2 separate regions of the Homo sapiens genome follow, and region 1 is linked to region 2. The links are chromatin loops, found by intact Hi-C in ENCODE. Cell type or tissue: heart right ventricle. All regions are shown on one strand.

The links. Peaks named below come from ENCODE experiments on the same cell type or tissue, not always from the same donor. Only the 100,000 strongest peaks of a DNase experiment are listed, where the experiment ranks them.
Region 1: it touches region 2 in a loop (4-fold over the local background); 16 of 110 quality-filtered maps call a loop at or near these places.

What each region holds. Positions count from the first base shown.
Region 1 is chr3:14,504,795-14,512,794 of GRCh38, forward strand. It overlaps GRIP2 (glutamate receptor interacting protein 2), which reads right to left. Exons shown (of 24, transcript NM_001080423.4): 14 at 7,983-8,000; 15 at 6,619-6,685; 16 at 6,371-6,516; 17 at 5,026-5,170; 18 at 2,767-2,906; 19 at 2,007-2,186; 20 at 821-995. Among named protein-coding and RNA genes, the nearest start is that of GRIP2, 32 kb to the right of the region's middle. RefSeq lists enhancers at 645-1,146, 1,147-1,646, 4,167-4,461 and a silencer at 4,327-4,376. In heart right ventricle, a CTCF peak has its summit at 4,282 (motif pointing right); a DNase peak (open chromatin) is centred at 4,287; H3K27ac peaks cover 1,919 bases.
Region 2 is chr3:14,776,186-14,784,185 of GRCh38, forward strand. No RefSeq gene overlaps it. Among named protein-coding and RNA genes, the nearest start is that of LINC02011, 31 kb to the right of the region's middle. In heart right ventricle, a CTCF peak has its summit at 4,949; a DNase peak (open chromatin) is centred at 4,916.

The DNA.
Region 1 (8,000 bases), 270 kb before region 2:
GGAAGAGAATAAAGTGTGGCCCCTGTTCTTACAGAGCTGGAGATTCATTCGCAAAATATGTCTGAGCACCTACTAGGGGCCACGCGTGGAGCTGGGGTGCCACGCAGTAGAGATGATAGCCAAGTAATTAGCCAGATAGACACAAGGTGTTTAGGCTACCAGGAGACTTGTAGGAGCAGCTGTGGGTACCAGGAGGGAGGGAGGAATCCCTTCTGCCTGAGAAAGACAGGGAAGCTTCCCAGAGGCAGGAGAATTTGAGCTGAGTTTTGAGGGATGAGTAGGGATTTGCCAGGAGAGACCAGGGGAAAGGCATCGAGGCAGAAGGAACCGCCTGATCAAAAGCACCACGATGGGAGGGTGGCCTGGGCCAGATGAGGAACAGCATTTCTCCACAGCCTGCTCTCTGCAGGAGCCTTCTCCAGCGGCTCAGCCACTCGGCACAGCCCAGGGATGGTGCCGGTGGGCTGAGGGCCCTCGCAGGAGGCCATCAGGCCATCTGGGGTAAGTCAGGTGGGCCTGGGTTCAAGTTCTGAGTCTGCTGCTCTTCTGAGAACAGGAGATGACCAAAGTTGGGAAGGGCAAACCAGGCTGCTCTCCACCTCTATACCTTCGTCCCTGCCGTGCCCTCCACCAGTCTGCCCTTCCCTCCGTCTCAGCCTGGCTGAGGTGGCTCTGCTCAGTGCTTCTCTCCCAGGAGGCACCCCTCCTCAGGAGCCCGCCAAGACTCTCCATTCCCCCACCACTTTGGCACAGGCACCCTCGCCCACCCCAGCCAAGACACTGTGACTCCCTCCTCCTTCACGGTGCTCCCACCACAGACCTCGTTGGCGGCTCCCAATCATCCTCCTCCTCCTCCTCTGGAAAGCTCTCGTCAGCTGGGGTTGGGGTATAGCTCGTCCTCCGGGGCTCGGTGGGTGGGGGGCTGCCCCTCAGCCAGCCAGGCCTCCGCTCCTGGGGGGTCGTGCCCCGGGCTGCTGCCTGTGGTGTATAGGACCCTGGTGGTGGAGAGAGGGCCTCTGTGTTCCCTGCGGCCTCACCTTGCCCTCCTGCCTGCCCCATTTCCAGCTGTGCTGAGTGACCCTGGGGAGGTCGTTGCTCCTCTCTGGGCCTGCATCTACACAGCCCTCTGAGGGCCTCTGCCTCTCAGAATCTCCCTGGAGCTCCTGGTCATCCAGAAGTTAATGCCTGGGGCTCTGCGACTCTGTCTCAACTCCATCGGCCTGGGCTTGGCCATCACCCTGCCACGGAAGGAGGCTGAACATGTGGCCCACCCTCCACTTCCTGCCTTTGGGAGCTCTGAAGGTCCAGCCCCAGGGAGTGAGCTGAGAGATGCTGACAGAGAGCTGGAGATGGGGAAGCTGAGGCCCAGGGAGAGCAGGTGTCCGCAGGCAAGAACGGGCTGGCAGCCACCTACGGCCCGTAGAGGCCTCGCCCCCCCTACCCAGTCCTCTGAGTTGGACCATGGGGAGTTCCGGTGGCTCTGGGTCATTGAGGCCAGCTGGCCAGCCACCAGACTCAGACGTCTCCCTGCGGCCACCTCCGGGTCTCAACATGCATTGGCCTGGGAGGGAGCCCGAGGTGTCTGCCCCACATCCGGTCTTGTAGGCTGGGGTGGGAGGGGGCTTTTGGCCTCCCTATTTTCAACTGGATGGAATGAACATTGTTGAGCACCTACTGTGTGCCAGACATTGGGCTAGGAAGGAAGGCTACAGTAGAAGAAAGACCAACTTTGTCCGTAACTTCACAGTGGGGAAAGCTTAGCAGCCAGCATGGGACCCATGGTTCTAAATCAAAAGATATGGCTGCAGTCCATGCTTCCAGGAGCAAGGGGCCCTAAGAGTGGCTTACGGAGCCAAATCAGGTCTTCCTTCAGGAAGGGCCCCTAAAGGATGCCAGGAGAGGAGCGCAGGAGGGAGGAACAGGCACAAGAACAGTCCTGCACAGGCCCAGCAGCAGGGGCGGCCTAGAGAGAGCGTGCCACTTGTCCAAGGGCCCCAAGGTATTACCTGGGCCCCCAAAGCCACCCTCGGTGGCCGAGCTGTCCCAAGACTCCACAGCACTGTCCACACTGGGCACAGCCGGCGAGAAGCGGGCTGCTGGCAGGCCTCCTTTCAGGGCATCTGCTGGGTCCTCATCAGCATCACTGGTCTCACTGAGGCTGCCCGACTTGCGGGGTAGGAGGGGACCTGGGAGGAGAGAGGGGTGTCAATTCTGACTTCAGAGACACTCACAGTGAGCCTCAGTTTCTGCATTTCAGCCTGGTCTGGAAACTCACAGGCAGTAAGCCCTTCTGAGCTGACATATGACCATGGCACACTAATAAGCAAACCTGTTTCACAGATGGGAAAACTGAGGCTCGGGGAAGCTGAGCAGCATGCCCGAGATCACACAGTGAGCACCAGTGGAGCCAGGATTAGCTCAGGCCCCTTCCACTGCCTATGGTGGCCTTTCTACCAAGGCACGGGGACGTATTCAGGGGCAGCTGAGGAATGCATGAGTTATGGCCATGAAGCATACACACGTGAGCACCTTAAGAGGCAGGAAGTAATGAAGAACAGGGCTCAGACCCAGATTCTGCCCCGTGCCCACTGTGTGGCCCTGGGCTCATCACTTCCCTCTCTGAGTCTTATCTTCTTTGCCATCGCAGGCCCGCCTCCACAGGGCTGCAGTGAGGACTCTGTGAGGGTGTGCAGGCAAAGCCTGGCACAGAGGGATTGCCCTTCCTAAACCTGCTGGGTGGCTCCCAGGGGATGAAGCGAATCTCACGGTCTAGTTGCTTCTTGATCTTCAGTGTGACGGTCTCTCCAGCCACCTGCAGGAGGTGGATGGCCTCGCTCAGCGGCCGGCCCTTGAGGCTAACGTTGTTGATGGCCAGAATGCGGTCCCCCACGTGGATGGCACCAGTCCTGAGGAGTGGATGCAGGGCAGAGAATGGGAGTTAGACACTCAGGGCCTCAGAGTGGCAGTCTGCCCTCAGGGAATCCAGGAGAGCCACAAAGCAGAAGTCTGGCTGACCCCAGTTAAACCCAGCTGCCAAAAACAAAACAAAAGCACGCAAGTATGATCTTGGATCACATTAATAGAGACATAAAGTCTAGAACCTGGGAGGGGATTGTCCCACCTGACTGCAAAATTAGGTTCTGGAACCAGTGTCCAACACAGGTTTTGAGAATCCCACATACTAGCTGCCAAATACTTGCTATGTGATCTTGGGCCAGTTTCTTAAACCCTTGAGTTTCAGTTTCTTCATCTGTAAAATGGGGGTGATAATACTAATTTAATTATCAAATCATAACTGAGGCGTGAATGAACGGAATGGATTCCTACTTCCCTCCAGCAGACACCCTTGGTAGCCATTGCCCCTTCCTGGGCCTCAGTTTTCCCACCTGGAGAATGGGCATAATCACCAGCGCCCAGCAGACCTCACAGTAGGGCGTGAAGGGCTGGTGATGCCAGGCGGCAGCACTGCTGTGGCCCAGTGGTTTTCTACCTGGACACCCATTACAATGACCTGAGGAGCTTTTTGAAAATGCAGGTGCCTGGGCCCCACATCTGACCAATTAAATAGTACCTGTGGGGATGGGGCAGGAAGGTGATTCTGAGGAGCAGCCAGGGCTGAGCAGGGGAGAAGCTGTAGCAGGTGCTTAGAGTGACCTGAGCCAGGTGGAGGAAAAGGAGGCAGAGGACTAGGGTCAGGGGTCTTTAACCTCTGGGGCTGTAGATGTCACCCCATATGGGAGCTCCTGGAGAGTCATGCTTGGGCATTGCCCTGCACTTCCCCAGGGATGAGGATAGTGAGCGAGTCAGGGAATGGTGGGCTCCGGGAGGGGACCAGAGCTGTAGTGTCCAATATGGCAGCCACCAGCCACAGGTGGCTGCTGAGCCCCTCAAATGTGACTGCCCAAATTGAGATGTGCTAAAAGCAGAAAACTCACACCAGATACGGAAGGTGTAACATGAAAAAGAATATAAGACATGTTCTTAATGGTTTTTATTTGATTACATGTTGAACTAAATATATATTTAAGATGAATTTCATCTTTTTGCTTTGCAGATGTGGCTACTAGAAAGTGTCTGATTAAATTTGTGGCTCAAATTATATTTCAGTTGGACAGCACTGAGCTACATCAGCCCGGCGAAGGCAGGAGGGTTGTCTGTACAGCCCCAGCAACCAGGACAGAGGGGCCAGGCACACAGCAGGTGCCCAGTACATGCTCGAATTGATGAAGACATTGGGGTCAGAAGGGTTCCACACCGACCTCTGCAGTCTGCCAGGTGTCCAGCAGGGGGCGCTCCAGGAGCAGGGTCCACGTCCCGGAATCCCTCCCATCCTCTCCCCACCCGCCCAGCCACCGCCCCTCCTGCGCGGTGCCCTCCTCCGGGACGCGTCCTGCCCCTGCAGCCCCCACCAGGCTCTCCTTTTACCGCCCGCTCGTTGCTGTGCTGGGAGCTCACCGCTTCCTTGCCTGCCGGATTCATCCCTGCCCAGCTCGGGGGAGAAGGCTCGGTCTCACCCACACTGGGGGTCGGGTTCCATCTCTGACCTCCACCTCACCCTGGGACAGGGCTCCATTCTTACAGCTCCCTCAGCTGCCACAGTTTCAGAGTCTAGGGGCAGCAGGGACAGTCCCCCAATGCCTCAGGAAAGCCCTAGGCAGTGCTGGGACCAGGGTACTGGGGCACTGCCCCATCCTATTCCGCACACAGCAGGCGCTCCAAATAGCCTTGCAGGGCTGACCTTCCAGACACAGGTAGGAGCAGGAAGATGCACACACCTTGGCCCAGTGCTTACCTGGAGCCAGGAGGTCTGCTGGGGTGTGGGCCTCTGCCCTGGCAGGCAGGGGCTGACACTCATTTTACAAATGCAGACCTGAGTCTCAGAGAGGGGAAGTGACTGGCCCAATGTCACCCACAGTGTCAATGTTGGAACAGAGGTCAGAATCTTGCTTGGCTTTGCCATAGCCCCAGCTCTTGCTTCCTGTGTTCCCTGAGCCCACCATGCGTCCCCACAGAGCCCCAGTTCACCTCTCAGCCAGGCCACGCTTGGTGAGGCCTGAGATGACAATGGGGTCAAAAGGTTCCTCCGTGCCCGAAATGGTGATGCCCAGGGGACCCCCGTAGCGCTTCAGCTCCACTGTGTAACTGACGGCACCTGTGGTCTCCAGCTCATCTGCAAGCACGGGGACCCATGAGGAGGAGGCCCCCGAGGGGGTACCCAGCTTCCTAAAGCCTTGGCCTCACTCACTCACTCATACTTATTTATTAATTCATTCACCCAGTCACTCACGCTCTGATTTCATGTAGCACAACCTGGGGACCCTGAGGCCATCTTCTGCCCAAATACCAGTAAAGAAAAGAAACATCACACCTCACCCACAATAATGACAACATTGATGACAAGAAACAGTGGCCTCTTTTCCTCCAGCAGCCAGCAGGAAGCAAAGGGAACCCCGATCATCCGTTGTTTTTTTTTTTTTTTTTTTTTTGAGACAGAGTCTTGCTCTGCTGCCCAGGCTGGAGTGCAATGGCACGATCTCAGTTCACTGCCATACCTCTGCTTCCAGGGTTCAAGTGATCCTCCCACCTCAGCCTCCCAAGTATCTGGGACTACAGGCATGCACCACCAGACCCAGCTAATTTTTGTATTTTTTGTAGAGATGGGGTTTCGCCATGTTGCCCAGGCTGGTCTCGAACTCCTGGGCTTAAGTGCTCCACCCACCTTGGCCTCCCAAAGTGAGGGGTGTACAGGTATGAGCCATTGCACCTGGCCCAACTTTTCTTAAAAGAAAAGAAAAGAAAAGAAAAGAAATCTACCTCCCACAGTAACCTTCTTTCACAGAGTCGGAGTTGGTGATTTGGAGGCTGCCCCTTTGAATCAGGGATTCACTTTCCAGTTGGCGCAGTCCTCACCCGTCCCTTTTGCCTCTCCAATCCATACAGCTTTTCTCACTCATTTATATCACTATCTGGCGTCAGTGGGGCCTGAGTCTGCAGTCTTTGCTTATCCACTCATAGCCTGCCACTCAAAAGGGCAGCCTCGCTCTTCCCCTGCCCTACCCACTCATCTCTCCACCAGCTGCACCAGCTGCACCCAGTAGGTCTCCTCTGCCAGGCTTGGTGCTAGATGTGGAGACTACGGGAGAGTCTCAAACTCCTGTCCACCTCACAGAGGCTCTGGAGGGCCCCAGACGCCGGGGACAGTGAGAAATCTGTGGTGTTGCCCCCTCCTTCATTTGTTCATTCCAGCCAGCCTTCAGCAGCGCCCACCACCCTCCCTTCCTCGGCTGGAGGGAGCCCTGAATTGCAAGCTGGGAACCCGCTAGTCAAAGGGTGGGCCTCTGGAGGTAGGAGGCCAGCATGAGGGCCATACCAGAGTTGTCCTCGTCCTTCCGGATCTTCAGCTTCACCAGGTCCTCGCACTGCCGCAGGATTTGCACGGCGTCCTCCATGGGGCAGTTGTCCAGGCGGATATTGTCAATGGCCAGTAGCTTGTCGCCTGGCTCCAGGGTGCCCGTCCTGCATGAGTCGGGGGCAGAGGGGATGGAAGGAGCCTGGTGCATGCAGGTGCCATACTCACTGCTGTTGGCCACTTCCCTTCCTGTGCCCCAGTGCCCCTACCTGTGTGCCACGCTGCCTTTCTTGATGTCGGAGATGATCAAGGGCTCCCCTCGTTTCCTGCTGGCCGCTGGAGAAAAAGAGGCCATGAATCTGACCTTGGTGGCCTCAGCCTGGGGTGGGGTGGCGAAGCCCAGGGGTCTGAGTGTGGACTCGGAGCCACTGGTCCTACTCACATCCTGGTCCCACTGCTTCCTGGCTGGGTGACCGTGAGCAAATCAGCTCACCTCCCTGTGCATCAGTTTCCCCCCTGTAAAATGGGGGTGGCACCGCAGACCTCATGGGGATGTGGTGAGAGTAAACCAGATAACACAGGCACAAGATCCAGCATGGCCCTTCCAATGCCAGCTCTTCTTTCCTCCTGCTCAGCCCATCCCCCAGCAAACTGCGAGCTCTTTGTGGAGGGGGGCTGTCTGCTTGGTGTCTGTGTCCCCAGCACCGGGCTCAGGGCCAGCACCCAGGCTCTATTGTGTGCTTGGGGGTGGGAGACACAGAAGTGAACAAAACAGACAGCAATCTCTCCCTGCCCTCCTGGAGCTGGCACTCCAGTGGTGGTCACAATCAACAACATTTAAACACCGATGAAGTGAGCTGTGGAGAAACCTGAGAAACGGGCTTGTGTCGAGGGCGGTAAATGTTCAGTCAGGTGGTCGGGGAAGGCCTTGTCAAGTGACATTTGGGCAAAGCCATGAAGGAGGTAGGGAAGAGGCCAGAGGAACGGTCTCAGATGCAAAGGCCCAGAGGCAGGAAGGGGCAGGCATGGCAGGGAGCAGCCAGGCTGACTGCGGCTGGAGGGCTTGAGTTGGGGAGAGTCGGGAGATGAGGTCAGAGGTCATGGGGTCCAGAGCACAGAGGGCCTCACTGGGGCCCGAGGCCCTCAGCTTTTACTCAGAATAAGATGGGAGCCACGGGAGTGCTTTCACCTTTCCCATGCTCACCCATTCTACGTTTTTCTTCTGCATTCCTCATTTTCATTCCTTTGACAAACATGAATTAAGCACCTACTGTGTTCCAGGCCTTTGCTGGGCTCTGAGAACACAGAAGCAGGCAGAAAACCAAACCCAGCCTAAATATTTGTCACCTTCCAATGCTCTCTCACCATGGGCACCTCACAAGCCCCCTGGGAGACCCACGAGGCCAGGGGACTGCCATGGTGCAGAACGGGAAGCTGAAGCTTTGGGAAGCTGGGGTCTCGCTGAGAACACGCAGCTGGGTCCACGGAAGCCAGCCTCCCCACACCCCCAAGCCTTTTCCTCGGGCCCCGCAGGGTGTCACGCCATGGAAATGCTGGTCTGAGCTTGGCAAGCTCTTTTTCCCCAGCAGTTGAGCTCGCTCCCAGGGGCAAACAGCAGCGGGAGGAGACTCACAGCTGATGGTGATGCCCA
Region 2 (8,000 bases):
ACTCACAAGGTCATAGGAAAAATCTTCAGGGGCTGAAACACAAGAGGAAGGAGGGGAAACCAGGTGGTAAGCACTTGTCTCATCAGCGTAAGTGACAAGGTGGTCTTTTCAAGGAATGGTGCTGGAACAACCAGACAGTTGTTTGGGAAAAATTAAATCAATCTTTACTTCATACCACTCACAATAATTAATTCAAAATGGATCATAGACCTGTACTTAAGAGCTAAAATTACAACAATTCTAGAGGAAAACATAAGGAAATATTTGTGATTTTAAAACAAAGATTTCCTAGGACAGTAAGAAAAAAAGAAAAGAAAAATAAAATGGACTGGACTTCACCTTAAAAACTTCTCTTCCAAAAACACTTTAAGAAAATATAACGGTGTACCACAAACTGGGAGAAAAATACAAATTTCTGGAATAAAGACCTCTTACGACTCAGGAAGAAAACCCTGTATTTTTTTTAAAGGACTAAATATTTGAACATACATTTTGCAAAAGTAGATATATAGATGGTTAAAAAAAAATGACAAGATGTCCAATGTCATCAGTCTTTAAGGAAATGCAAATTAAAACCACAAATGAGATACTACTAGAAACCTATTAGAATGGCTAAAAAAATTTTTTTTGAACTGAAAATGCCAAGTACTGGAAAGTATGTGCAGCAGCTAGAACTCCCATACATTGCTGGTGGGAGTGCAAAATGGTAAAAGTACTTTGGAAGAGCATTTGATGGTTTCTTATTAGTCACACTTCTTATAAGAGCAGTGCGAAGGCCCAGGGTGAGGAGCAGGTGGCAGACCCATTCTGTGAGGAGTGGTTGGAGGGCTTGGGCTGGCTCAGCCTGCACCCAAAGCCTGAGAGAGGCTCAGTCACTGTCCCTCACCTCTGCATGTCTGTCCCAAGGCCTGAAACTGGGAAAGTGAAATCACAGGCAGGTTTCAGCAATCTTCTGTTGAAATAAGATGGGATTTTTAGGCTGAATCCCAAAAACCATAGTCAGAAATTTCCCCAAGAACCCCTAGGTCCAAAGATGAATAGGGCCAGAGCTAGAACCAGCAGGATGTCTGTTCTGCAAGATATAAACACCCACCAAAGGCAGCCTGGTTTTCACCCACCTGGCAAGCCGACATGAACTGCTGGCTCCTTCCCTGCCCCAGAGAAACTGTGAAGCAAGTGTGGACACCAGGAACTAAACCCTTTAAGAAAAACCTGGAAGACTAAATGTGTCTAAAACTGGTTTGGTTGCAGGGGAAAATGTGGGTGGCTGCAGCCTGAGGAGGACAGGAGATGGGTGCAGTGGAAGAGAGCTGTATGAAATCTTCCCCAGCTCTGCCCTGCCTTTCCTCAGCAGAGCCTTGGGGCGGTCTTTACCTGCCTCTTTACTGCAGCAACAGCAGCAGCCCAGGCCACTGGTGCAGATGCAGGGGTTAATACTGAAGGACAGCAAAGGCTTTGCCATTAAGGTGTTGACGAAAGCAGATGATAACTCCCAGGTGCCTTTGACCATTTAAAAGCTCCATCTTGGCCAGATGTGGTGGCTCACGCCTGTAATCCCAGTACTTTGGGAGGCCTAGGCAGGTGATTCACCTGAGGTCAGGAGTTCAAGACCAGCCTGGCCAACATGCTAAAACCCTGACTCAACTAAAAATACAAAAAACTTAGCCAGGTGTGGTGGCGGGCGCCTGTAATCCCAGCTACTCAGGAGGCTGAGGCGGGAGAATCGCTTGAACCTGGGAGGCGGAGGTTGCAGTGAGCCAAGATCGCGCCACTACACTCCAGCCTGGGCAACAAGAGTGAAACTCCATCTCAATAAATAAATAAATAAATGCTCCATCTTTTCCCCTCCAAACTACTGATTACAAGGCCGTGAGAGGCCCCCTCTGATGGTGGGTGCTGCTTCCCCCAGGGATTTTTAAGGTCATACTCTAGCCAGGGAATTTGCCTAGTGGAGTGACAATAAATCTGAGTGAGGAACAAAGGTTTTGGGGTAAAGGGGCTCATTCGTTTACCAGCTCTGACATAGATTGGGGCTTGGCTTGTCATTCTTCCCCAAAACACATAAGCAGAGCAGCTGATGAGGAACATCATACATATAAGACAAAAGCTGAAGAGCCAGTTAATAGATTAGAAGACTATACTATAGAACTCTCCCAGAATCAGGAAAGGTTAACTATGTATAAAATATAAAAACAAGCCTGGGAAACAGAGTGAGACCCTGTCTCTACAAAAAATTTAAAAATTAGCCAGGTGTGGTGGTGTGCCTGTGGTCCCAGCTACTCGGGAGGCTGAGGTGGGAGGATTGCTTAAGCCTGGGAGGTCAAGGCTGCAGTGAGCTGTAATCACACCAATGCACTCTGGCCTGGGTAACAGAGCAAAACCCACAGCTCAGATATATATAACACTGAAAGATGTGGAGAAAAAATAAAGTACCAAAACCCAGATGATAAGGGTCCTGGAGGGTAAAAAAAAATAAAAATGTAGAGAAGGAACTATTATTTGAAAAAATAATGGAGATAATATGCCATAATTATGAAAAATGAAAGACTTCAGGGTAAAATTAATCAGAGTGCCAAACAGAAGAGTTAAGGAAAAACCTACACATGGACATATTACAGTGAAATCTGAGAAAAAAAAATCTCTAAAAGATACCAGAGAGAAGCAGACCACCTACAAAGAAACAAGGGTCAAGCTGACATCAGATTTTTCATAGCAATGCTAGAAGTGAGAAGAATGTAATATCTTTAAAGAGTTATAGGCAAAGTACTCTAAACTGTAGGGGTAGGAGTAGAGATACTAAAGAGACATAGCAGTGTGAAAAAGTATTTAGCTTGTTTAGGGGAAAAGTAGACACTGATAAGCATAAGCATCAATAGGAATAAGCAGGTATAAAATTGGTCTTAATGGCACCCACCATAAGACCAAAATAGAATGTATAACTTTTTGACTGCTCGGGAATACTCTGTTTGTCCAAGGGAAACAAGTGAAGAGGAAAAAAAAAAAAAGTAAAAAAGTAATACCAAAAACAAGTCTCAATATAAGGTTAGTATAATAAATGTAAATGGGTTAAACTTGCCAATCAAAAAATAGAGACTTTCATATACAAAAACTTGTACATGAATGTTCACTGAAGCATTATTCACAATAGCCATAAAGGGGAAACAACTCAAATGTCCATCAGTTGATGAATAGATGAATAAATTATGGTATATCCGTAAAGTAGAATGTTACTCAGCAGTAAAAAGAATACAATTTTGATTCATTTTACAACATGGGTGAACCTTGAAAATATTATGCTAAGTCAAAGAAAACAGTCACAAAAGACCACATATTATATGATTCTATTTACATGAAATATACAGAATAGGCAAATTTATAAAATCAGAAACTAGAGTAGTAGTTGCCTAGGACTGGAGGGCAGGAGAAACAGGGAGTGATTTTTAATGGATATAGAATTTCTTTTGGAATTGTGAAAATATTCTAAAATTAGTGGTGATGGTTGCACAACTTTGTAAATATACTAAAAATCACTGAATTTTACATTTTAAATGGGTGAACTGTGTGGTATGTGAATTATATCTCAATAAAGCTGTTAAAATGTTTAAAATGTAGGGATTCTCAGATTAGGTTTAAAAATACAAGATCTGACTCTATGTTGTCTACTTGAGACAGTCAAAATAGAAAGACACATAAATATTGAAGATAAAGGACTAGAAATATATACCAGGCAAATATGAACCTAAAAAGCTAGGATAGCAATCCTAATATCTGACAAAATATAATTTAAACCAAAAATATAGAGGATAGAGAAAGATGTTATATAGGGGTAAGAGAAACAATAGAACAAGAATGAAAATGCACCAGGATGTATGCAGTTTCAAAATACATCAAGAAAAAAAAAAACATAAAACCAACTTAAAATGAATTTTCTTATTTTTTTTTTTAAGAGACGGGGTCTTACTATATCACCCAGGCTGGTCTTGAACTCCCGGGCTTAGGTTATCCTCCCACCTCAGCCTCCTGAGTAGGTAGGACTATAGGCACACACCACTGCATCCAGCTAATGAAGTGAATATTTAAAAATACCATTCCCAGAAATTAATAAAGCAGACAAAAAATAAGCAGAGATATCAAAGTTCTGTATAATGCTATCAGTGAGCTTGACTGCGTGTATGTGAATCTACCTAAAATATAGAGAACCCACATTCTTTTTTGACGCCTGTGGAACTTTGTAAAAGATATACCATATATTAGATCATAAAGGAAGCCTCATTCAATCCAGAGGAATTTACAGATTATATTATCCAAGTAGGATGCAATGAAGTTAGAGACAAATAACAAAAATGTCTTAACACTCTAGGTCTTTGGTTAAAATTGAAATCCTAAAGGAAATTCAGAAATATTTAGAATTGAATGATAATGAAAATGCTACAATGTCAGAATTTGTGGCACACAGCTAAAACAGTATTTGGAAGAAAATGTAGAGCTTTAAGTACATTTATTATTATTACTTGGCTATTTTTTTAGCCAAAAAAGGCTAAAAATAAGAAAGACATGCAGACGTTAATGAAATGGTGAAGATGACCAAACCCTAAAACTAGTCCTTTAAATGAATTAATAAGTGGACCCCCAGAAAGATATATAACAGCTTGGGAAAAAAAGAGAAATAAAGATCTTTTTAAAAATATTATTATGAACAATCAGACAACAATAAATGTGAAAACCTAGATGAAACCTGGGGCAAAGCCTGCCGTGTATTCCCAAATGATTTCCCTTCCTTCTGGGCACACAGCCCTGTTACACTTCCCATTCTCCCATGGATTCATCTGCAGCCAGGTGCCTAAGTTCTGGCTAATGAAATGTGGGTGGCAGTTAAGTTCACCACCTCCAGGCCCAGCCTGTAAAAGCTAACCCCGCAGCGCCCCCATGCTGTCCGCAGGGAAGAATGCTGGATACAGAAGCGCCAGTGGAGGACTCTGAGCTCTTAATGCTCCCACAAGATGGGAGAGTTCTGGCTCTCAGAGCCCTTCCCCAGCCCACGACGGACAATGTCAAGAGCGGGAAATAAACTTCATTGTGTTAAGCCACTGATATTTTTGGGTTTGATTGGTATATCAATTACCTCCCTAATGTAAAATGGATATGTTTCTTAAAAAAACACCAGTATTGTTGCAAAAAGAAATCAAAAACTGGAAAAAACCTGGAATTGTAAATAAATGGAAACGGCAGTCAGTCTTATGCGTGTGCACGTGCACACACGCACATCCCAAAACCCAGGTCCATATGGTTTTACAGGTGAGTTTAAAATAGCTCATGTGGCTCACGCCTGTAATCCCAGCACTTTGGGAGGCCGAGGCAGGTGGATCACTTGAGCTCAGGAGTTCAAGACCAGCCTGGCCAACATGGTGAAACCCTGTCTCTGCAAAATATACAGAAATTAACTGGGCATGGTAGCCTGTAGTCCCAACTACTCCAGAGGCTGAGCAGAGAGGATGGCTTGAGCCTGGGAGGCAGAGGTTGCAGTGAGCTGAGATCACACCACTGCACTCCAGCCTGGAAGACAGAGCCAGACCATGTTTCAAAAAAAAAACAAAAAACTGTTTATGTGTGTGTTTTATAAGCTGTTCCTAAAAATAGCAAATTTTATTTTATAAAGCTCTATGTAAGTTTTGTCAAAGTACAATGTAAATATAGAAAAGTAAACAGTGTTTAAGCTCCATCTGAATGAATTTGTCAAGGTAAACATACCCCTATGATATAGTTTGGATATTTGTCCCTGCCTAAATCTTATGTTGAATTGTAATCCCCAGTGTTGGAGGTGGGGACTGGTGGGAGGTGTTTGGGTCATGGTGGGGGATCCCTCATAGCTTAATCTTGTTCTCAAGACAGTGAGTTCTCGTGAGATCTGGTTTTTGTAAAGCATGGTACCTCCCCACCCACTCTCTCTTGCTCCTGCTTTCACCATGCAAAGTGCCTGGTCCCCCTTCGCCTTCTGCCATGAATAAGAGCTTCCTGAGGCCTCCCCAGAAACTGAGCAGATGCTGGCCCCATGCTTGTACAGCCTGTAGAAACATGAGCCAATTAAACCTCTTTCCTTCATAAATTACCCAGTCTCAGGTATTTCTTTATAGCAGTGCAAGAATAGACGAACACAGCACATGACTAGAATCCAGAGCAAATCATCACCTGCCTCCGCCATAGGTTAGTTTTGCCTGTTTTTACATTTTATTCAAATGGCATCACATACTGTGCACTCTTTTGTGTCTGGGTTCTTTTATATTCATTATGTTTATGAAATCCATCCTTGTTGTATGTGATTGAAGTTCATTCAATCGCATTGGTTTATAGAATTTCACTGTACAGTTATACCACAATATATTTTTCCATTCTACTGTAGATGGGCAATTGGGTGGTTTCTGAGCCTAGTGTACCTCAAAATCAGATAAGGTCAATACAAAGAAGAGAAGATGAAAATCTCATTGCTTATTTCACTGATGAATGTAGGTACAAACATTCTAAATAAAAGATTAGCTAACTGAATCCGATGGTATATTTATTTTTTTAAATAATACATTATGTCAGGTAAGGTTTATCCTAGCAATGCCAAGACAGTTCAATGTCAGAAAATAAATCAATATAATTCGCTATATTAATAGACTAAATAAGAAAAATCAAATTCTATCTCGACTGGTGAATAAAATTTATTAGGTAAAGCCTAGCAAGCTGGAAATAGAAGGTCACTTTCTTAACCTAGTGAAGTTTATATAAGAAAAACCCACAACAAATATTTTTCTTAATGGAGACACTTTATTTTATTATATTATTATTATTTATTTTTTTTTTTGAGATGGAGTTTCACTCTTGTTGCCCAGGCTGGAGTGCAATGGAGCAGTCTTGGCTCACCGCAACCTCTGCCTCCCGGGTTCAAGCAATTCTCCTGCCTCAGCCTCCCAAGTAGTTAGGATTACAGGCGCCTGCCACCATGCCCGACTAATTTTTGTATTTTTAGTAGTGACAAGGTTTCATCATGTTGGCCGGACTGGTCTCGAACTCCTCACCTCAGGTGATCCACCCGCCTCGGCCTCCCAAAGTGCTAGGATTACAGGCATGAGCTGCCGTGCCCAGCAATGGAAACACTTTAAATGTTTTAATCTTCCCTGTAAAAAGACAAGGATACTACTTCAACACCACTGTCCAAAATATATTAGAGCTCTTCAACACTCTACAGAAAGAAATTGAAACAGGTACAAGGATGTAAGAGCAAAAGATAAAATTGTCAGTATTGAAGATAATTTAATCATCTACCTAGAAAAACCAACAGAGTCAATAGACAAACTGTTAGAACTGACATAGATTCAGCAAGATGCCAGATGCAAGTGCAACCTATAAAGCTGGTTTCTCATAGTGAAAAGCAGCAGGCCAGGCTGCAGGCACAGCAACACAAGGTCTCAAAACACACAGATGATGGATAAAAAACAGTGGCATTAGGTGCCAGGAATGGACTGAGGCAGGAAAAAGACAGTGTGCCTGAGAGGATGGGGCCCCTCTGCAGAGGGCCTGGGATGTCCTCCTAGGCCACAAAGATCCAGAATAGATACGTGGCTGCAGGTTGCTGAAACCCCCAACACCCCCACCCAGAACCCTCAAATATTTACCCCTTCAATAAATATTAACAACACCTCTTTCTCCCTGCACTGCCCCCCACTCTGGCCTTGAGGCTATGGGCAAGCAACTTTGGTCTCTGGACTGCCACTTCCTTATCTATAAAATGGGATGATCCCAATAAGCAACTTCCCAGGGATATTGGGTGGGTTAAATATGATAATACAGAGAAAGGATTTAGCTCATGCTTACTAAACATAAGTGAGAATAACTATTAATAAAATGATTAAGGCGCTCCCCCTGCCTTCCGTAATGCCAGCCTGCACTCCAGCAGGGCCCACCCCACTGCGGGCTGCTTCCAGTCTGCAGCTCCCTCAAGGGTTAAGTGGCTTGGCTGC